Linked DNA regions of Homo sapiens: region 1 is linked to region 2. A link is a loop called in an ENCODE intact Hi-C map of the cell type or tissue named here. Cell type or tissue: endothelial cell of umbilical vein. All regions are shown on one strand. Links, peaks and the distances in the headings refer to the core of each region. The heading gives the core; the rest is flanking DNA.

Region 1 (11,407 bases), core at 3,289-8,288, 650 kb after region 2:
CCTTCTCTTGGCTCCCATTAATATTTGGCCATATGCAATTTAGCAGCAGTTCACTAATGTCCTCTACTATGGCTAGGACTGTGCTTGGCATTGACATGTACAAAGAAGGGTCTGTCCCTACCCTGGAGGAGCTCATAAGCAAGTGGGGAAGATGCCCACATAATCAGCTGATTGTAACAATAAGTTATCACAGCTTCTATATTACTGTTATAAACATGATATCTAAGTAGCAAGTTGTGTGTTGCCTTCAATAAGGCACATAGATAAAATTATTTATTTGGTTTAGCAAGAGGTAAAATTGCCCAATTGCAGACTTTCACCTGTCCTCATGTTGCAAGCATGAAATTGCAAGAGGGTAGCCAACCATGTGTATGGTACTTAAACACGATATTGAGTTTACTCTGCCTAAAGTTTACTAAGGTGGAGATCAGACTGCAAGCTTGACCTTGGTAATGCCATACCAAAAGCAAGAGAGACAGTTGGCCTAGAATCAACTCTGTAGGACCAGGACAAGAACCAAATTTTGTTATTTTTAAGCTTTTTGTAAACAAAAGCCAAACAACAAAAGCTAAACAACAAACATACTTGGTCATATCCTGTTTGTGTCATAGTTCAGCCTTACCACACTCAGCCCTGCCAGTGGTCTCAGTAGAATAGGGTCTCCTAGAAAAGGATAATATCCTGTGGACATGTTATTTAGCATACATCAGGCATGAGTGTGCTGCCTAAATTTCTAGAACCCAGCCATCACCTGAAATGCTCTCTCTCTCCAAATATATGAGAGCCTTTCTACAGGGAATACAGGGAGAAACCTTAAGTACCTCTTGATGCAATTTTGCACTAATAACACTGGAATATAAAGTTCCAAGATAACAGAGACTTTGTTTTAGTCACTTCTCTATCCCTAGCAACTTAAATAGTGCTTGGCACATATGAATAAATGCATGTAGAATGATTCAATGAATGACTACCAGACAATGAACCTCATAGATACCTTGGTACATTTCCTTGAACTAGCTGTCTAAGGGACAGGGGAAAAGGAATTTAGGATGGTTTACTGCCAGACCTTGTCATGTCATACTAGTTCACTAAAATATATGCAAACAGTAAGTTTCAGCCAAATGAGTTGTCCTTTATTTTCCCACCGTAATGAAGACTCCAGTTATCCCAATGATCTTTGCTATAAGAAAATCAAAGTACATGTTTCTGTGTCCCCAAGTCAATGGAGAGTTGGCGCAGAGCTCTGTGTAGTTCACAGAAGAGAGTACGTAAGGGAACTTTTCAACAAAATGTCTTCTACTTTCTCTAATACATATTTGGCATGAGGATAATTATTTGAAATATTTGTTTTTCCATCTATTTAAGGATTTTCTGCGAAATATTCCAGGAAGTATTTTTTCATCAGATCTCTATGATCACTGGGTCTCTGTAATGGATCAAGGAAATGATGAAGAGAAAATAAATACTGTTCAAAGGTAATTATTCTAATTTGGTCATGTCTCAAAAATACTTTAAAAATATTTTATAAGATTATTTATTAAAATAATGACAGCTATCAAAGTCATATCCATGTGGACCAGTTTAAAAATAGATGTATGCTAGTTTGTCATTGTTTTCCTTCTTAATCTTATAGTTGAACATTGTAATACTTGAAGATTGTACACCTTCCATATACCTGAATCTGATAGGAGCTGAAATCCATTAGTCCACTAGCTAATACTATACACCCAATCTTCAGTTTATGATCTTAATTTTTGTAAATATTTAACCAGACAACTCATCATATATTGCATTCACCAACTGAAGTCATACAGAGAAAATGACTTATTCTGTCTTCTCATGGAACTCAGTCTGGTAAGGTAGATAGAAAAATCAAGAATTACAATGCAGTACAATCAGTGCTAGAAGAGAGATTTGGAGAGTGTTGTGGAAGCACAGCAAAGACACAGTTAAGTCCTTGAAAAGTGGAAAGGAAAAGCAGAGTTGCAAAGGACGTCTGATCACAAAGGATGTACTGTCTCTACTCATGCAAAGGGAAATTGCTGGTAGAACTCACTACCCCATTCCTGGACTTTTCCTGCATTATAAGAGAGTAAGAAAGAAATGTCCCTTAACAAAAAGCAGTATTTCTAGTTCTGTGAATACTCAAGAATCTCAATATTATTTACTTGCATTTGCTTGTTTAGTACAGTTGTTTTTTCTTAAGCAACTTTCATATATGAATTATCTACAACTTTCACCAGTAGAACATAGTACAGCTGCTGAAGACACCAGAAACCAAGGCCGTTTAACAAAATACCACCTCCACTTCCATTATAGTTTGGCGTAAACCATTCAGATAGTGAGCATCAAATTCTAAACTGTGTTGCTATATATCCTATAAGCTGTTAAAGGATTTTTTTGGAAAAAGGTAAAATTATGACTCTCATGCAAATATAAACACGTGAAATATTTTGTTTAAATCGTTTATGAGGGAACTAGTAAGATTAGTAAGATGTTACAACCAGTTCAAAGGAAATTTCAAAGTTGAAATCATATGTATATATTCATATATACATTCACATATATTCATATATATTCACATATATTCATATATTCACATATATTCATGTATTCATATATGTTCACATATATTCATATATTCATATATATTCACATATATTCACATATATGTTCACATACATATTCATATATTCATATATATTTTCACATATATATTCATATATTCACATATATTCATATATTCATATACACATATATTCACATATATATTCATATATATATTCACATATATTCATTTTTACATTCACATATATATTCATTTATATATTCACATATATATATATGAATCAGAAATGCTAAAGTGAATTTGCAAATAAATACAAACAAAACTGACCTCTTCTATCAGGGCAGGGATGCAGATCAATCAGTTCTCTCCACCAGAATTTTCACATCTTTAGACAAGTATTAGATGCACTGCTATCAGTTAGTTATAACTTACACAGAGTTGTAAAATAGCTCTTATTGTGAAAAATCTTAGGGCCCCATAGAAGCAGAAAACCCAAAAGCTTATGCTAGATGCCTTATTTTCCATTGAATACACCCAGTAATCTTTTGTTCTATTTCAAAGTCCTTCATAACTTACCCTTACAAAAACTATGCTCATTGTCAGTCCATTGTACTAAAGAAAGGCCTCCCTGCTATTTGTGCAAGCAGCAGTCAGACTATCATCTTTTCCCTAGGTTGCAGGTTTCTATTGAAAAAAAAAAAAACAGTCATGAATATCAGTATATTTGTACTTTTTGGGATAATAGTAGTCATTTTTGCTGACTGATCATTTACAAATCCCTTATCAATTACAACATGAGAACAGCAGAAAATCTACTATAAGCAACTGATATGTGAAAGTGATACAATGAAACAGATTTAGGACAAAATTGACCTTGGAAGTTGGTGGAGCAGAACATAAGCTCTCAAAATGGACCTGGACGTCTTGATAGCTAAGGTTTGGGTTCTTACCAAGAGACAGCATTTCTGTGTTGCTACTTAAATGAGCATTTTATAAATTGCTGTTTAATTTTATCAGAAAGCTTTTTGTTGTTTTTGGTTGAAAATATTCTGAAATGTTACAGGATTGGCCTAAGTTTGCATTATGCTAGTTTCAGGGAAATATTTCAGGCAGCATTTTTTTTAATGAAATATTTTTCTGCATTCTTTTACATTTTCTTTGAGATGTGAAGACAATATACAAAAACAAAAAATAAATTCCCAATGCCTATTTTTTCTTTCTGTACAGGCAGTCCTCACTTTGTATGGTACCATGTTAACTGAAACTCTTGCATATCTGAACTGTGTTCTTGATTTCCCTCTTCCCCATTCAAAGTGAGAGTTGCTTGTCTTTACAAGTTTTTGAATGAAATGTCTTGCTTAAAGAGTAATTTTTCTGTCTTTAGGCTATTAGACCAGCTTCCGAGAGCCAATGTTGTTCTCCTAAGGTATCTTTTTGGGGTGTTACACAACATTGAGCAACATTCCTCATCCAATCAGATGACTGCATTTAATTTAGCTGTGTGTGTCGCTCCAAGTATTCTTTGGCCTCCTGCTTCCTCCAGCCCAGAACTAGAAAACGAATTTACAAAAAAGGTAATGAAGTTTTTCATTTTTATGCCCTGGGAGACTGAGTCCCCGTTTTGAAACTGAAATTTGGGGTATTCTAAAAGATGATTTCTTAAATAACTTAAATATACCGTATCCTTATAAATTTGACTTTACTGGTAGACTATAGGAAAGTGAATTGTTAAGTAGAAAATGATAGCAGATGGGTTACTTCTCTTTTCCCTTTAAGGAGGCTAAACACCATGATTAAAACCATAAAGTGATAAAGCAGCTGATAAGATTTTTTAAATGAAAAGAAAAAAAGGACTTTGGAACTAGGACAGCTAAGCTTCCATTCTCAGCTCCACCCCTTGCCAGATGTACAGTCTTGGGCAAAATTACATTGACCCACAGTGTCCTCATCTAAAAATAAAATGGAGTCGGTGATAATACAGTAGTTACTTGAAATCACACTCCTGTAGTCCCTGACAGTTAATAAGGGGTGTGGGGATATCAGTTCCCTTTGCTCTTAACATTTCTCCTGCCCCTTGGCCTCAGCTACTGGGGCAAGGGAACTTCAGAAAGGTTCCAGTACCTCTCAATGGAGTCACAAAGCTCCCTAGTAAACTCTTACCTTTCCCTGCAAGCACCTCTTGTTAGGGAGCCTATCAGAAGGTGGCAGTACATGGATAGACCTGTCAGCCAAATGACTGGGTAGAGACTAGTCAGGAACACAAGTTTTCTTTCTAGCTGTCTTTCTCCTTCACAGTGCACTCGCAGATGAGCCCTCTTCCCAAGCTTATGACAGCCTGCCCTTTACACAAGAAATAGTTTTTATAAGTCTTTGTCTAATGATGCTTTATAAATTTTAATAACAAAATATATTTCTTTACCCAATTTTACAGACAGAGCCATTGGTATAAAACATTAAGCCAAGGCTACAAATAATAACTTTAGTCCACTGATTACATTTCTATGCCCAAACTACTTTTAAAAGTATCATAGTTTTTTAGGGAAACTGTTTAATGTACTTTTAAAGCCGATATGAATTTTTCTCTGGGTAGATGTGGTTTTTGTTAAAAATCAGGATTTATATATGAAATGTGATTTATAAACATGTAATATGAAAAGTAATACTTCGTTTGTCCTTTTTCTTACAGGTTTCCCTGCTTATACAATTTCTGATTGAGAATTGCCTTAGGATATTTGGAGAAGAAATCACTTCCCTCTTCAGAGAGGTTTCAGTGAGATGTGACACTAGAGAGAATGCCTCAGGTATTGTGAATAATTGGATTGGTTTTTGTGAGAAACAGACACATGGTTGTTTGTAAACGTGCTGGGATAGGGGTTTTCCTGGAGCCCACAGCAGCTGAAGTGAAAGGAGCCTCTGATCCAGGTCAATGGGGCCCAGGGCTTTTTGATCCTTCCTTAGATGGCCTGCCAATAGGTCAGCATATGTTAACAGTGTAGTGGGATTAAGAACTATATAGAGATTAGGTTCCAGCCTTCAATAAGTTAGTGGCAGCATGCTGTGGTATGATGTTTTTTGATGGGCTTTTTAACTTTATGAATAACCCTAATATATATAATAGAACTGCTATGGTTGAAACTGGTGTAGAAAGCCCAGAGGTAGTAGAGGCATGAATGTTTTTTTTTTTTTTTTTTGTCCTCTCCTTCCTTGTACTGGTCCCTCAGACACGTCAGAATTCTAGTGTGCTATGAAACAGTTTGAAACAACTAGCATCATTTGAGGTGGGGGAACACTGAATTCGAAGACATACAGCTGCCTTCAGAATATGAATCCTTGTGCCATCAATTACTAGATATGTTATCTTTGGCCAATTATTCTATGCCACTGAACATCATTGTCTTTATCTCTAAAATGTGGATGAAAATAATGTCTAACTTTTATGGTTGTTGTAAAGATTAAATAAGGTAATGGATATTAAGGAACTTTGTAAAAGAGACATTGTTAGAGTTAGTAAATGGTTTCCCCAAGACTAGTGTTAAGTATGTATAACCACTAGCAATCTGTTAGAAGGCAGAGTCTTACTCAGAATCTGGATATACTTATACCATGAAGGCAATAATTCCTTCATATTTTTTACCATTTCTTGGTCATATGACATGTTCATTGCTTTAAGAAAATCTTACTTAAGGAAAGCCCATTCGTCAGGAACTGAGATAAATCTCCTATACCCCAGCAATTTTATTTTTATTCTTCACTAACAATTGAGATTGTGAAAGATTCTCTCTTTCTTGAGAGTAGGAATTTGAACACTTCACATGAAAAGAGAATTTGTTCTTAAGGAAGCATGAGTATATTTGTGGTAAGTAAATATGTTAATCATGGTTTAATTTTTTTGACAGATATTTCTTGCTTTCAACTGAATGACTCCTCCTATGACAGCTTGGAAAATGAGCTAAATGAGGATGTTGATGCACCATGCAGTGACTTGGTAAAGAAACTTGGCCAGGGGAGCAGAAGCATGGACTCTGTCTTAACCCTCAGTGACTATGATCTTGACCAGCCCGAGGTGGAAGGCCTTTTAACCCTAAGCGACTTTGACTTGGCCCATTCTAAAGATGAAGATGTTCAAATGAAACGGCCTCTTGAATCCAAGCCGGTGAACATTTTAGTGTACACAAAGATCCCACTGCGGGATCATGCCAGGGCCCCATCTGCCATGTGCACACCCAGCTACCTGTCCACAGCTGCAGCAAATGCTGCAAAAAGCCTGAGGCGACACCGGCGTTGCTCAGAGCCCAGCATCGACTATCTGGATTCAAAGCTTTCCTACCTCAGGGAGTTTTATCAGAAAAAGCTACGCAAGTCCAGCTGTGATGCAATTCTTTCTCAAAAAGATGAAGACTATCTGAAGCAGAATCAACCCCTCCAGGAGGAAGGAAAGACATGTTTTAAACAGAGTTTAGTCACAGGCACTGATGTCAGCAAGAAAAATGCCACTACTCAAAACACTAAGAAGAAAAGCTTGTCTGGTAGTGAAGGAAATCACGTGAAACTTTTCCCTAAGTCTAAGCCAGTGGCCATTTCTGTGGCATCTTATAGTCCTATGTCCTCACAGGATCATTCCAAGAACCAGCCCTTTGATGTGAATACATCTGGATACTCCCCACCACACACAGCAGATGCCCTCAAGGGTCCAAGGACACATCGGCGCTGCTCAGAGCCCAACATAGAAGACCAGAACCGCAAGCTGACCTATCTCAGGGGAATTTATTCAAAGAAACAACATAAAACCAGCTGTGAAGCTGGTCTCTTGCATGGAGAGGAGGATTATCTCAAACGGCATAAGTCTTTGCAAATGGAGGGGCAGAAGCTCATTAATCAGAGTTTAGTCATGGGGATTGAGGTGGGCAAGAGTAGTGCCACAAACCAAAACACTGAGAAGGTTTTACCCCCAAGATTAAACCTTTGCCCAAGGACCAGCTATTCCAGCTTATCCTCCCCAGGCACTTCCCCATCCGGCTCATCAGTAAGCTCCCAAGACAGTGCTTTTTCTCAGATTTCTGAACACTCTGTGTTTACACCCACTGAGACTTCCTCTCCAATAGATTGCACTTTTCAGGCTCAGAGAAAACGGGAAGACCTTTCTCCTGACTTTAGCAATGCCAGCCATGTTTCCGGAATGCCCGGTCCCTCATCAGGGCAGGCTTGCAGCCGCCCAGCCTATACAAAGAAGGACACCATGGAGTGGCATTCACAAATGCATTCTGTAACTCTTCATCCCAGCACATGGTTGAGAAATGGTGTGGCCAGTTTGAAAAACTGGTCCCTCAAAAAGAAAGCAAAGGCAGCCAGACCAGAGGAAGAGAAAATAGCTTCTCCAAAAGGACCCTTAGAGCCACCCCCACATGCTTCTGGTGTTCCAGAAGCCAACTCACTGCAAGAGGAACAAAAAGACTTGCCCTTAAGGGCAGCTGAAGGACTGTCCCCTGTGCAGTCAGCCCAAAGGTGTAGTTCTTCTCCCTTCCAGGACTCAGAGAGACACTGTAGCTCTCCATTCAGCCTGGTGGAGAGCAGACTTAAGCTGTGCATGAAGTCACATGAGGAAATAGAGCCTGGTAGTCAGAGCTCTTCTGGTTCTCTGCCTTGGGAAAGAGCCTCAGCCAGCTCTTGGACTCTAGAGGATGCGACCAGCCCAGACTCAGGGCCTACAGTGGTCTGCGACATTGAGGACAGGTATTTAACCAAAGACATTTAAGCATAGTAAGAATCTGATGTCCACAAGAACAGGAACTGGGTTAATAATAATAGACAATAATTATTATGACCCCTTTGTATAAGATACCTGGGAGAGGTAGCATAAGGATTATCATTGCTAATACTTAGGACAACGAAATAATTCTCTTTATTGAGACTACTTGACAAATACTTTATGCTAAAAATTTTGTCACCTAAGTGTTTGGGAGGCTTTTTCTTATTAAAGGTTGGGATTGGTCCTGTCATGTGGTTTTAGAGATACTAACAGAGGGCTAGAGAAAGCATCTTCTGCAGAGGAAGCACTTATGGGAACAGTCTGTGAGATTGATGTCCTGAGAAGACCAAGATATCAGGAATGAGGAATAGGGGCCTGAGGAGAGAGGGGAAGGGTACAGAGAAACCATCTACATTCCATGGAATGTTTTTAATAAGTAGGCAAGAAAAATGCCACTAATCAAAGCATTAAGTGTGTCCAGTAATGAAGAACATCATATAAAATCTTTCCCTAAATCTAAGCCAGTGGCCATTTTTGTGGGATCTTACTAATCACGTGTCCTTACAGAATCATTCCAAGAACCAGCCCATTGCTACAGCTAGAGTGGAGAAAAACAGAGTGACTCAAAAGCCATGGGTACCATGATATCAGTTTTGTTGGTTGTATTTGTCGGTTTGTTTTTTCATTCATGTTGAAGTGCTTTGCAAGGCTTCAGGAAACAGAGTTGTGAGGAGAAAGAAGAAAATGGCTGCCCATTTCAGTACCCTTTCAAAGGTATCTCTGCCTAGGAACATTCTTCAGAAATGCAACTTCTTCTATTTAGAAGGTGACCTCCTGACAGCGTTCACTCTCAATATGGAGGAAAAGACCACAACAACTGTCCTTTCTCAATTACACAAATGCTGTTAAAATGTGATCAAACCATGGCATCACTTTGCTGAAATGTTTCTGCACAGTCCTGCCTCTTAGATTACAGTCAGCCAGAAAAACATACTTATAAATCATCCCTTTTCTGATTTTTGTAGTTTGGCAATTGAGAGAGCAATATTGAGGTTGGCCGGTTATAAGGAGTCCCACAATAGAATACCCAACAAAGTGGCTGCCAGGCCTTCTCAGACAGCCATTTGCTTTGGGTTTTGCTTCCAGACGTTGTTCCATATTTTTGCCCCAAATGTTTCATGGCTTATACCCCATTGGTTTATTTTATATCCATGGACCTTTCTTTCTCTGCTTTCTTGACTTAAAGGTTGCAGCAGTACATCTCGTCACCTAGGAATAGATTATCAGGCCTTGCCAACTAGTATGCAGGGATGGCACTAAAAATGGATGTGCATCTTCTTTCACATTAACTACTAACCTATAAGAAGTTGCTCTGAGCCCATTTATTTAAACTCTTTAGTTCACCATCAGATGGACCTTTCTCTCACAAGCTAGCTTATTCCAAATTATTTGTCTTATTAATCACCAGAAAATGGTCATATCAAATGTTCTTTCTTTTTTGTTCTAAAGGTTGCATTTTCAGTTATAGGGGAAAAAATATTTTCTCTAAGATAGAAGAAGTTATTTCAGTATTAGCTATAGGTGCTACCTACCTCTTGGGGACATGGCCCTGTTTGCGCTAACCATTACAATGATCTTTTAGAACTCTGTATCCAAAGAGCTACTTCGTGACACTGGCCATCTGAGTCACAGATGTGAAGTCGATTTCACTTTATAACTAACCAGTCCTACATATTAAGACTTCTAAGTGTCCATATGCATCTTTTTTGGTATAATATATAAAGTCAGCAGGGACTCCCCTTTCCCTTAGGGCATACTACTGTCAGTCAGAACTGCAAGATGTGAATGAAGCTCTTAACGGCTTGGAGTGTCTTTCTGGAAGAAATTGCCTTTTTTTTTTTTTTCATGTTAGCAGGTAAAAAATCATTCACCCAATTTGAAGCATAGAAGAAAATAGTTGCTGAGGTTTTTTAATAACCATTCCTACTATCTGTGTTCCCTTAGATACTCCTGTAATTCTTAATGTGAATAGTTTGTTAATATTGCTGTAAAGTATTATATTGTATGATTTGAAGACAGACTATATGTCATTTTATTATACTCCATCAATCTATAATATATTAGACTGATGCTTTATCTAAAATGCTTTGAGTTTGTATAATATATCTTGACAAATTTTACTACCATATGTTATGTAATAAATGTGTATTTTTGTACTTGCAGAAACTGCTGCTAACTTTTAAAGTTGTTTGGTTTTCAAGGCACTGATAATGGATATGTATGAAGTCCATGCTGTCTGTTAAATAAAATGCCATTCTGCAGAATTAACCATCCCACCAGAGCAATATTGCCCTTTGTAGAATTGTTCTAGTTAATGATCCCAATCTCTGCCTAACATTGGAAATTTCATAGAGTATAATCTAACATTGGAAATTTCATAGAGTATAATTAATGTTGAATTTGAACCTTGAGCTTTTAGTCAGAACCTGTGGTCAGTCTGTCTTTTTAGGAAAAGTGGTTTTTTAAAATACTTTTTTTCTAATGTTATTTACCAAACAAACAAGTCATGTTTTAGATACAAAGTCTTCATTTTCTTAGCATTGTGTTTTCACTGTGCTCCTGGAATGAGATATAGTCAGTATTCTTATGTCAAAGAACCATAAGATCACTTCGATTGTGTGAGATTTTCTTATCTAAGTTTGGACCATTCTAACCAGAATACCCAGATGACCCCAGACACATACCAAGACATCAGTGCTTTTCAGGTCATATAAATGTATTTAATATGACGAGATTGTCATGACTACTACAGCTTTGCCATCTGAAAGTTGGCTGAGGTTCCCTCTGTGTAAAGTTAATCACTATTTCAAAGGGATTCAAAAACATATTCTACTTTAGTCCAGACAGGATTTCTCTCTAAATATTACAGAAACACAATGATAATTTCACTTTTTAAAAAGAGTCTTCATCTAAAAGCACTGAATTTAAGAGATTATCTCCTTTGTGCTTTTCTACTTTTCATGACATGACATTGCTTCGAAGGAATCTAATGTATATCTTTGAACCAATGCCATATTGTTTCTGCTGAAAAA
Region 2 (11,407 bases), core at 3,198-8,197:
TACACATCTTATCAATTATAGTGATTTTGTCTATTTGTTTATATTAAAAATTGAGTCTTTTCTTCTATTATACTCTCGCTCATTGTTTATGTATATGAAAGTGGTTGATTTCTGTATATTAGTTTGTCATTCCTTTATGGTATGGAATATCTTATTGTTTCTAGTAGTTTTACAGTAATTTATATTGTGTTTTCAAAATATACATTATACCATCTGAGGATATTATTGGTGATTATATAGCCATAGAAAATTATGCTTTTAATCTGGATTTTCAGATTCATTTGTGTAGAGTTGAACAAAGTAGCCTATTATGATTCCTTTAGTTTCTTATTTATGTGTTGGGGTGTCTCACTTATTTCTCCTTCCTTCCTTCCTTTTTTTTTTTGGATGGAGTCTCACTCTGTCTCTCTCAGGCTGGAGTGCAGTGGTGTGATCTCTGCTCACTGCACCCTCTGCCTCCTGGGTTCAAGCAATTCTCCTATCTCAGCCTCCTGAGTAGCTGGGATTACAGGTGTACGCCACCACACCTGGCTAATTTTGTATTTTTAGTAGAGATGGGGTTTCACCAAGTTGGCCAGGCTGGTCTCAAACTCCTGACCTCAGGTGATCCACTTGCCTTGGCCTCCCAAAGTGCTGGGATTATAGGCATGAGCCACTGTGCCTGGCCACTTATTTCTTCTTATGTATGTTGTGCTTTCTTTTTAAAACTAGGTTAGCTAATAGTTCATTTTTTTAAATACAGCTTTTGTATTTATTAGTGTTATTTTCTAATTCATTAATCTGTGCTTTATTAATCCTTCACTTCTACTTCCTTTTGTTTTATTTTGTTGCTCCTTTCCTAAATTTCCATATTTGTTTCCTAACTTCCCTAAACCACTGTTTAATTTGTTCGTTTTTATCCCTCTCAGCGTACCAAACTACCATCCTAAAAGTTGTAACTTACAAACTACTTATCAAATTCAATATTTTTTCCTCCATCTGCCTCATCAGTTCTCTTTGTTTCTGATATAGTTGGACCTTGTTGAGAATTCTTTTTATCTCCCAGGACACTGCACACTCCTGGTTTTTTAGCTTTTCAGATATGTCTTCTTCCTTCTTCTTTCCCTGAAGCTTCTTCCCCTACAATTAAGGCGTGTGAGTTTTCTAATGTTCCGCCAGCCCCTTGCTCTATGTTCTCTTTCTTGGCGACCTCTTTCCTCTTCATGTCTCTTTCCCTACAGACTACTTTTAAATCCATATCTTATACAAGAAACAACTTTACCTTCTCAGCTTCAGATATACATTTTGAGCTGCTTCTAGAAAGCTGTGTCTGAGTCTGCTAGGAATTTAAACTTAATGTTTGGAACTGAACTCTTCACCCTCCTACCCTCACCCAACCTCAGATCATGCTCTGACTTCCATATCTCAGTTAGTAGCATCACCATTTTTTGAGTGTATAAACCTTGAAAACTCTGAGTTATGCTTTATTTCCCCCTTTCATTTCCAGCATTCCACAGCTGTCGGTCTTGCCTTCATCGTGGGTTTCTCTTCAGGCCCCTTCTCTGAACCTACGACCTGAATCCAGTCTGTGCTGTGTCCTCCTTGACTTACGGTAGTTTTCTGTTAGTTTTCCCGTGCTCAGCATCTCCATTTTAGTCCATCTCAATTAATGTTAGAGCTCTGATCATTTCCTCCCCAACTACAAATCTCAGATGACTGCCCCTGGCCCACCAGTGAAGAACTGGTTCCTCACCTGTCATCCAAGTCCTCCACAATGAGGCTCTAACTTCTCTCAAAACTGTATTCTCCTTATGCCTTATTCTGTTATCCTCATTTCTTCCTAAATTTTTTTGGTAAAATTATTATTTATTTATTAGATTTCCAACTTTTATTTTAAATTCAGGGGTACACATGCAGGGTGTGCAGGTTTGTTAGACAGGTAAACGTGTGCCATGGTGGTTTGCTGCACAGCTCATCCCATCACCTAGGTATCAAGCCCAGCATCCATTAGCTATTATTTATGATGCTCTCCCTCCTCCCACTCCCTCCGACAGGCCCCAGTGTGTGTTGTTCCCACCATGTGTCCATGCGTTCTCATCATTCTGCTCCCACTTATAAGTGAGAACATGTGGTGTTTGGTTTTCTGTTCCTGCTTTAGTTTGTTGAAGATAATGGCTTCCAGCTCCATCCATGTTCCTGCAAAGGACATGATCTTGTTCCTTTTTATGGCTGCATAGTATTCCATGGTGTATATGTACCACACTTTCTTTTTTTGTGTGTGCAGTTTTTTGAATACCTTCATTGAGGTATAGTTGACATACAATTAATTGCACACTTAAAGTGTACAATTTGCTAAGTTTTGACATATACCCATGAAAGCATCAGTATAATAAAGATAACAACCATATCTGTGTGCAGTGGCTCACGCCTGTAATCCAAGAAACTCAAGAGGCAGAGGCAGGAGCATTGTTTAAGGCCATGAGTTTGAGATCAGCCTAGGCAACATAGTGAGACCCCATTTCTACAAAAAATAAAAACCAATTAGCCAGATATGGTGGCATGTGCCTGTAGTCCCAGCTACTTGGGAGGCTGAGGCAGGAGGATTCCCTGAGCCTAGGAGTTTGCTGCAGTGAACCATGATTGCACCACTGCACACCAGACTAGGTGATAGAGTGAGATCCTGACTCAAAGAAAAAATGAAGGCCAGGCACAGTGGCTCATGCCTGCAATCCCAGCACCTTGGAAGGCCAAGGTGGGCGGACCGTGAGGCCAAGAGATCGAGACCATCCTGGCCAACACGGTGAAACCAATGTACCACATTTTCTTTATCCAATTTATCATTGATGGACATTTAGGAGCATTTCTATATATATTTTAATCCTCAAACTTTGGTTCATACTGTTTTCTCCACTGGTAACATTTTCTTCTGTTGTTTACTAAAATTTTATTTATCCTTCAAATCTTATCTTATACACATGTCCTCTGTGAAGACTTTCCTGTTGTCCCTGAACTGAAGGTGATTCCTTCCTCATTTGATCCCTGCAGATCTCTCTATTGTATTTGTTTTTCTTCTCTCAACTGTACTTATTCCTTTACTTGCTTTGTGTTCCCATTAGATCTTGAGTTCTGAGAAGGCTGAACTACCTATCTCCTGTAAAATGTGACCCAGAACCTTTTAAATAGTAAGTGCTCAAATATTTACTGAACATAGGGAAATTCTCTGAAAGGTGGTGAGGAAATAAAATGGAAGAGTCACTGAATGACTGAGTCCAGAAAAATAGCTTGATATTTTTCTGAACTGTAACATGAGAGATAAATAAACTTTATTTTGAAGACACTGTAACTCAGGGCCTGTTACAGCAGTTTAGCCTTTCAGGCATATACAATTGGAAACACGACTATGTTAAGTATGTTATGACATAAATACATCACTAATATAGACATAGGAAGGCTCATTCATTCATTGATCCCTGGGGATGATCAGTTCTGTATGATAAATAAATAAAGACCCAAGGGAGATCCCTTTAGCCTACATAAGTTTAGGGAGCTCTTCAATGGCCTGAGCTTTTGCAATAAGGAGAAACAGCAGTCTGGCAGCTGTGGCAGGAATCTGAGATCAAGTGGAGAGGCTCCTGACACGACTCTGACCAGCAAAACCATCTGACCGCTAGTGAGACTGAGCCCTGAGCTCAGCTTAGAACAAAAGGTGAAGTCACACTTCACTCAAGGATAGAGTCAACATTAAAAAGTGAAAATAAAGGTGAGTCAAAATAGAAAAGAGAGAACGGGGCAGGGGAGCCTGAAACTTTAGGGAGCTGAGTTACAGAGGCTAAAGGAAAGGTGAAGGAGTGAGTTGCAGTGTCAGTCCTGATATGCCCGAAGGGCAAGTCCTTGATGGTCAAATAGAAGAAATGCCATCCTCTGCCTTGGTCTGAATACTGAGGGGTTGCTGGGGCTGGGGTGCCTGGAGAGCAGATGTAACAAAGCCCAGGGGCAGAGAGAAACATCTAGAGTATCATTCTTAGAAAACATAACAGAATATCAATGCCTGCAGGGTCAAGGGTTCCATCACACCTTGCACGCTGCTAACCTGAACAGACTTGGGACCAAATCTGTACAGACTGACCATCATTCAACCTGGCATAAATTGACACTAAACTTGGCCACTTCCTGAATCTGATTTTGTCTGTTTTCCACCTCTCCTGTCTGATCCTTTGAATGCTTGAAATTTCCCCATCTCCCCAGGTTTCTAGAGGTGGAGTGAGGGAGCCCAATCAGCTGCCTAGTTTCCTGAGGTTGGACCCTGGCACAAACCCTTCTTATCAACCATCCTGAATTGACTTCACCAGTTGACAGCCTCATCTGCACCTGACACCAATGTATGAACATTGCTCAGAGTTCTAGAAGCTGTATTTAAACCTCTCCCCTCAGACTGAATCTCCTATCTGCCCTCCTTTCCCTAACTCTCCTTATTCACATGCCTAATCTAGACTACAGTTCTTTTGGGGGTGTTGAAATCCATTGACCTGACCTACTAACCTCCCTCACATAAAAGTTCTTGACCCTGGCCGGGCGCGGTGGCTGACGCCTGTAATCTCAGCACTTTGAAAGGCTGAGGTGGGCGGATCACCTGAGGTCGGGAGTTCGAGACCCCTGGCCAACATGGCGAAACCCCGTCTCTACTAAAAATACAAACATTGGTCAGATGTGGTGGCACGAGCCTATAGTCCCAGCTACTCGGGAAGCTGAGGCAGGAGAATCGCTTGAACCCGGGAGGCGGAGGTTGCAGTGAGCCCAGATCGGGCCATTGCACTCCAGCCTTGGCAACAAGAGCGAAACTCCGTCTCAAAACAAAACAAACAAACAAAAACAAAAAAACCCGAACAACAACATAATAGTTCTTGACCAGGCTGGCATAAAAAGGACATCTTTTAATGATGCGTAGCTGTAGGCTAGAGGGGAATGCAGAAAGGAGGCTTTGAGCATGAGTAGTTTTTGCTTTCGATTCCCTTTTCCTGCCTTGGGCGATCACGATTTCCCCTCTTGCCTCCTTTCACCAGGGACATTCATTTGGGAGTATTTTCAGTTTAAGCCACTAGGTGGTGCCTCAACCCTATCCGCAGCTCGCCAAAAGGGCTTGCCCCGGCAGCTGGGCAAGAGCGAGGATTTTTTTGGGAACTGCAGTGACCTGGAAGGAAGGTACTCTTTTCTTCCTGAAAATCGCGGACATCAACCTGAAATGCTCCTTCCATGACTGGTTGCAGAGAAGGAATCCATTTCCCGACCTTCCCTGCCTATCCCTCCAATTCTTTCCCCTACGCTTTGCTGTGGATCACTACATAGCATGGCACATAGAGGAGGTGCCTCTTTCTCTGAGTGGTCTGGGCATGCAGAACTCTCTAGTTTACCACAGGTGGGAAAGCCATGTGGTTAAGGGCACAGGCTCTGAATCTATAGGGCCAGGTTTGAATCCCGGCTCCACTTACAAATGATGTAAACATGGGCGAGTCACATAGCTTCTCTGTGCCTCAGTTTCCTCATCTGAGAAATGGGGAGAAAGACATTGGCCTGTCTCAGGATTGTTCCATTGTAATGATGTAGCTGTTATTTATTAGCACTAGATTTATTTGATCCAGTTAGACACTAGATGAAACCAAGCAAACTTTGGTCCTTGGTAGGCTCCATTTGCCATCTTCCTGGCCCTCACGATAAAATACGAGCCCACATCTTTTCTAGTCTTCTAAGAAGGATTCTTGGTATGCCTCCTCCTTCCAGGACTGAGAGAACGCTACTTCTCCTTCTGACCACAAAGCTGACACAAGATTGGTAATCTGCTCCCCTGGCCTTGAATTTTTTTCTGTGGGAGGCAGAACCCCTACACTGTAACTCCAGCGTTCCAACTCAAAGTTGGCTGCCCCGCCCCCCACATCCTGCCCACAATCAGCTTGCTCTCGGCACTCCCTTCCCTTGTAACCATTGTGCATCTAACTTGGCACTTTTGTTCTGGTTTACATTTCTGGGTACTCTGATATAAAACCTTTGAAATCAGTTTGGTATAAAATCATTTATTCAGTGATTCTTATAGCCAGGTACTGTGCCAATATGCTTTGTATCTGCTGGGCATTGTTACTGGAGTGCGTGTCTTCCCTCCCAGCAGTCTAGGGGTGGGAACCGGCTCTCCTGTCTGTCTCCACATTGCAAACAGTAGGGACTGCAAAGTCATTGGTTCACTGGCCAACTATTGGATGCACGGAGCTGTGAAGGGAGAGAACACAGTCAGCCCCCTGGATACAGTAGTCCTCTATTCTTTATTAAGTTTAAAATGAAATTCCCATCTTCTTAGGGGCTTACTCTGAAAATCACTAAGAGAATAACCTCTACTCTATTGATAACAACTCTTGGCCTCTCCGACTTCTCTGAACTGTTTGTGCTTTATGTCCTTCCAATTTGTCCTCCAGTTAGTGGCTTCTTGACTGACTGTTGGGGGTAAGTGAGGACTGGATAATGGGGAAAATAAAATCTTCCACGAGCTGAGGATTTTTGAGATGATCCCCCTCAGGTGTCAGGGTCTTGAAGCCTTGGGAGCCGTTCCCTGCCGCTAAACAGCTGTTTGATTTCCTCAGCTGGAGAACTAGCCCTTTCTTCCTGACCGGCTCACGCAGGAGCTGAACCTTTTGGTCAGGAGAGGATTTCTGTGTCTACACACAAAAGATATACATAGTCTCACTCATCCCTGACAAACAGATTTGTGCCTTGGATTCTGTGGTGAAAATATTTTGTTTTTTTTTTTCTTTTATTAAAGCTTGCCCATTTTTTGTTGAAGGCTGCTGAAGGATGTTGAGTGGTCCTTCTCCTGATATCCCTAAATGGGCACTAGGGCCATAGCTGGAAACAAGAGGTGTGAACTATCTTCCATTGTAAGGAGACCCACCAAGCCCTGGAGGTCCCTGGAAGCCACCCCCACCCAGACTGGTTAGGAGGTAACGAGTAGCTCCTTCTACCATTAGCCACTTGTATCCCTCTCGCAAGTCTACATAAGAAAACTAGGAAGGGGGTGCTATGGTTTGAATCTGTGTGTTCCCCCAAAATTCATTATGATGGAACCTAAGACCCAATGTGATAGTATCAAGAGGTGGGGCCTCTCAGAGGTGATTAGGCCACGAGGGCTCCACTCTCGGAAATGAGATTAGGGCCCTCGTGAAAGGGTTCAAGGGAACTAACTCAGCTCTTTTTGCCCTTCTGCCTTATGCCATATGAGGACACACTGCCCCTTCTGCCATGTGAAGATGGAGTAAGAAGTCCCTCACCAGACACCAAATGCTGGTGCCTTGATTTTGGACTTCCCAGCCTCCAGAACTGTAAGAAATAAATTTCTTTGTAAATTACCTAGTCTAAGTCTAAGATAGTTTGTTACAGCAGCAGGAATCAACTAGGATGGGATTGTGTGAAGAAGGAGGAATGGGGAAGAAAGCCATGAGTGTGAGGCATTTGTGTTGAGAAATTATTTCTTCTCTTCCCCCTGAGGTGAAATTTATATCCCCACCCTCTCACCCCCAGCCAGCCCAGTGAGGCGAGGCTCCAAGAAAATTACTTGTAGAAATTAGAGGTGCCTTGGAAAGGGAGGCTGACATCTTGGCCCCCAGTTGGATGACTTGCTGATCTGCTCTGGGCCCCACTAAGCAGGAGAAAGAGAACTGAGAGATGGCAGGGCAGGGTGGGGGTGTGACCAAGGCAAGTATGAACATGTCACCCATGGGCCTAGAGGTCACAGGGGAAGGTAGCTTGAGCCACTTCAGATAGCTTCTGGCTGGGTGCGGTGGCTCACACCTGTAATCCTAGCACTTTGGGAGGCCAAGGTGGGCGGATCACGAAGTCAGGAGTTCGAGACTAGCCTGACCAGCATGGTGAAACCCCGTCTCTACTAAAAACACAAAAGATTAGCCAGGTATGGTGGCGTGCGCCTGTAGTCCCAGCTATTCAGGAGGATGAGGCAGGATAATTGCTTGAGCCCAGCAGGTGGAGGCTGCAGTGAGCCGAGGTCATGCCACTGCACCCAGCCTGGGCAACAGAGTGAGACTCCATCTCAAAAAAAAAAAAAAAAAAAAAGCTTCCAGATGAGAAGGGGACTCTGGCAATGAGTTGTCATGGTGCTGTCACAAGTACCCCTAGAGGTGGAAGCTATGGGGAGCTGAGAGGTAGGACCAGAGACAAGTCTCCTGGGTCAGGGAAGTGTACTATGCTGGGGCCTGGGAGCCCTGAGGAGAACTCTCACATGGGCTCCTTGAAAGAGCAGGGATTTGAACACCAACCACATTGAAGGTGTTTAGAGCTTGTCCATGCTTCCCTGAGAAGCAGAGTAACCTATGGGGAGAGGAACCATAGCAGTCAGTTGTAAGAGACACCTCCTTCCAGCCCTCTGCCTCCTTCCTGCTGACCAACTGAAGAAAGCAGGCCTTGAAGAGTGGGTGGAGGAAGCACCTCCGAGCCTTTACGCCCAAGTCTTAGCTTAAACAAACCGTACTCACAGGAGGAGAGGACATGACGTGTTAATCAAGTTTGAGATTAAAGTTTTAATTGGAGTAGTTTTTTTCCCCCAAGTGACCAAAACAAAAATGACTTTATAATCACATATAATAAAAGGTCAGTAGGCAGAGCAGTTCTTGGACTGGTCAATTAATTTATTCAATAATGTCACTGGGGAATAAGGTCCTTTCCAATTCCGTTGGCTGATTCTTACTCTCGCTACCTCAAGGTCCCCAGGTGGCAACCACAGTTCCAGCTGTCATACACAAACAACAACCTCCAAGTCATAACAAACCACTCCAAACTTAGTAGAGTAAAACAAACACCATCTTACTTTGCTCACAGATTCTCTGGTTCACAAATTTGGACAAGGCCCAGTGTGGATGTGGGTAGCCTACCTCTGCTTCACAATATCTGAGGCCTTGATTTCTCTTCCACACTGCTTTTTAAAAATGTAATTACATATTTTTAATCAACTAATAATAATTCTACATATTCATGAAGTACATATTGATGTTTCAATATACATAATGTGATCAGATCAAGGTAATCAGCATGTTCATCTTAAACATTTACTATTTGTTTGTGTTGGGAATATTCAATTTCCTCCTTCTAGCTCTTTGAAACTCTACTTTATTAACTACAGTTATCCTACAGTGGTGTAGAAAGCTAGAACTGATTCCTCCTATCTAGCTGTAATTTTGTATCCTTTAAAAAAATCTCTCCTATCTCTTCCTTCCTCCTACCCTTCCCAGCCTCTAGTATCCTCTGTTCTACTTTTTACTTCTAGGAGATAAGCTTTTTTCTGCTTTCACATGAGTGAGAACATGAGGTATTTAACTTTCTGTTTCTGGCTTACTTCACTTAACATAATGTCCTCTAATTCCATCCATGTTGCCCCAAATGACAGGATTTCATTGTCTTCTAATGCCGAATAATATTCTATGGTGTACATATATCACATTTTCTTTGTCCACACATCTGTTGTTGGACACCAAGCTTGGTTCCATATCTCGACTACTGTGAATAGGGCTGCAATAAGCATGGGGGTGCAGATGTCTCTCCAATATAATGATTTCTTTTCCTTTGGATAAATTCCCAGCAGTGTGATTGTGAGACCATATGGTAGTTCTATTTGTAGTTAGGAACCTCCATCCTGTTCTGCATAGTGGCTGTACTAGTTGGCATTCCCACCAACAGTATATAAAAATTCCCCTTTCTCTGCATCCTCATCAGCATTTGTTACTTTTCATCTTTTTGATAATAGCGATAACTGTGGTTTTGCTCTGAATTTCCCTGATGATTAGTAATGCTGAACATTTTTTTCATATATTTTTCAGCTATTTGTATATCTTCTTTTGAGAAATGTCTCTTCAGATCCATTGGATTTTTTTTTGCTAAGAAGATATTTCAGTTCTTCATAGATTCTGGAGATTAATCCCCTTTTGGATAAGGAATTTGCAAATATTTTCTCCCATTCTGTAGGTTGTCTTTTAACTGTATTGATTATTTCCTTTGCTGTGCAGAGCTTTTTAGTTTGCTATAATCCCATTTGTTTATTTTTGCTTTTGTTATCTTTGCTTTTGAGGTCTTATTCATAAAATCTTTTCTCAGATGAAAGTCTTGAAGCATTTGTGCTATGTTTTCTTCTAGTAATTTTATTGTTTCAGGTCTTACATTTAGGTCTTTGATCCATTTGGAGTTGATTTTTGTAAAGGGTGACATGTGGGGAGTCTAGTTTCATTCTTTTGGATATGGATATCCAGTTTTCCCAGCACCATTTATTGAAAAGACTATCTTCTCCCCAATGAGTGTTCTTGGCACCTTTGTCAAAAATCATTTGGCTTCAGATATGTGGATTACTTTCTGGGTTCTCTGTTCTGTTCCATCAGTCTATGTGCCTGTTTTTATGTCAGCACCATGCTGTTTTGGTTACTACAGCTTTGTAGTATATTTTGATGTCTGGAACTGTGATAACTCTGGCTTCGTTCTTTTTGCTCAGGGTTGCTTTGGCTATTTGGGGTTTTTGTGATTCCATATAAGTGTTAGGATTTTATTTCTATTTCTGTGAAAAACGTCATTGGTATTTTTATAGGGATTGCATTGAGTTTCTAGATTGCTTAGGGTAGTATTGTTATTTTAACAATATTAATTCTTCTGTCCTATGGGCATGGGATGTCTTTTTATTTGTTTGTACCCTCTTCAATTTCTTTCAGTAGTGTTTTGTAGTTTTCCTTGTAAAGGTCTTTTACCTCCTTGGTTAAATTTATTCCTAGGTATTATTTTTGTAGCTATTATAAATGGGATTGCCTTCTTGATTTCTTTTTCACCTAGTTAATTTGTTCATGTACAGAAGTGCTACTAATTTTTGTGTATCAATTTTGTATTCAGCAACTTTACTGAATTCGTTTAGCAGTTCTAAGAGTTCTTTGGTCAAATATTTAGGTTTTTCTGTCTATAAAATTATGTCACCTGCAAACAATGGCAATTTGACTTTCTCCTGTCTAATTTGGATGCTCTTTATTTGTTTCTCTTGCCTAATTGTTCTGACTAGAACTTCCAGTCCTACGTTGAATGAGTGGTGAGAGTGGTCATCCTTGTTCTAGTTTTTAGAGAAAAGGCTTTCAGCTTTTCCCCTTTCAGTAAGATGTTAGCTGTGGTGGACTGACTTTTAATAATAGAAAATAAAGGACAAAGTTTTGAAATCTTCCTAGGATGCAATTAAGGATGCAAAGGGCAGATTTGATTGAGCTTCAGTGAAGGAGTAATTAAATTAGAGAAAAATGAAACTGCTTTGTGTTCATACACCATTGAGTTGAGACAGAGCAATATACTGGTTACAAGCCTCTGGAACATGATTTGTTCCAAAAGGGACACTTACGTCCTTAAAAGAAAAGTTTATCGT

Evidence for each region. Peaks named below come from ENCODE experiments on the same cell type or tissue, not always from the same donor. Only the 100,000 strongest peaks of a DNase experiment are listed, where the experiment ranks them.
Region 1: a loop joins it to region 2, with 2.9 times the contacts of the local background. A loop is called at or near these places in 3 of 110 quality-filtered maps.

What each region holds. Positions count from the first base shown.
Region 1 is chr11:110,576,284-110,587,690 of GRCh38, reverse strand. It overlaps ARHGAP20 (Rho GTPase activating protein 20), which reads left to right. Exons shown (of 15, transcript NM_001384657.1): 12 at 1,366-1,475; 13 at 3,954-4,143; 14 at 5,256-5,370; 15 at 6,466-10,648. The coding sequence ends at 8,321. It overlaps LOC124902753 (a long non-coding RNA gene), which reads right to left and starts at 3,958. Exons shown (of 2, transcript XR_007062888.1): 1 at 3,146-3,958. In endothelial cell of umbilical vein, for the core only: no CTCF peak of the experiment used is centred there; no DNase peak of the experiment used is centred there.
Region 2 is chr11:111,224,246-111,235,652 of GRCh38, reverse strand. No RefSeq gene overlaps it. Among named protein-coding and RNA genes, the nearest start is that of POU2AF2, 16 kb to the left of the region's middle. In endothelial cell of umbilical vein, for the core only: a CTCF peak has its summit at 5,098 (motif pointing right); a DNase peak (open chromatin) is centred at 5,062; H3K4me3 peaks cover 657 bases; H3K27me3 peaks cover 146 bases.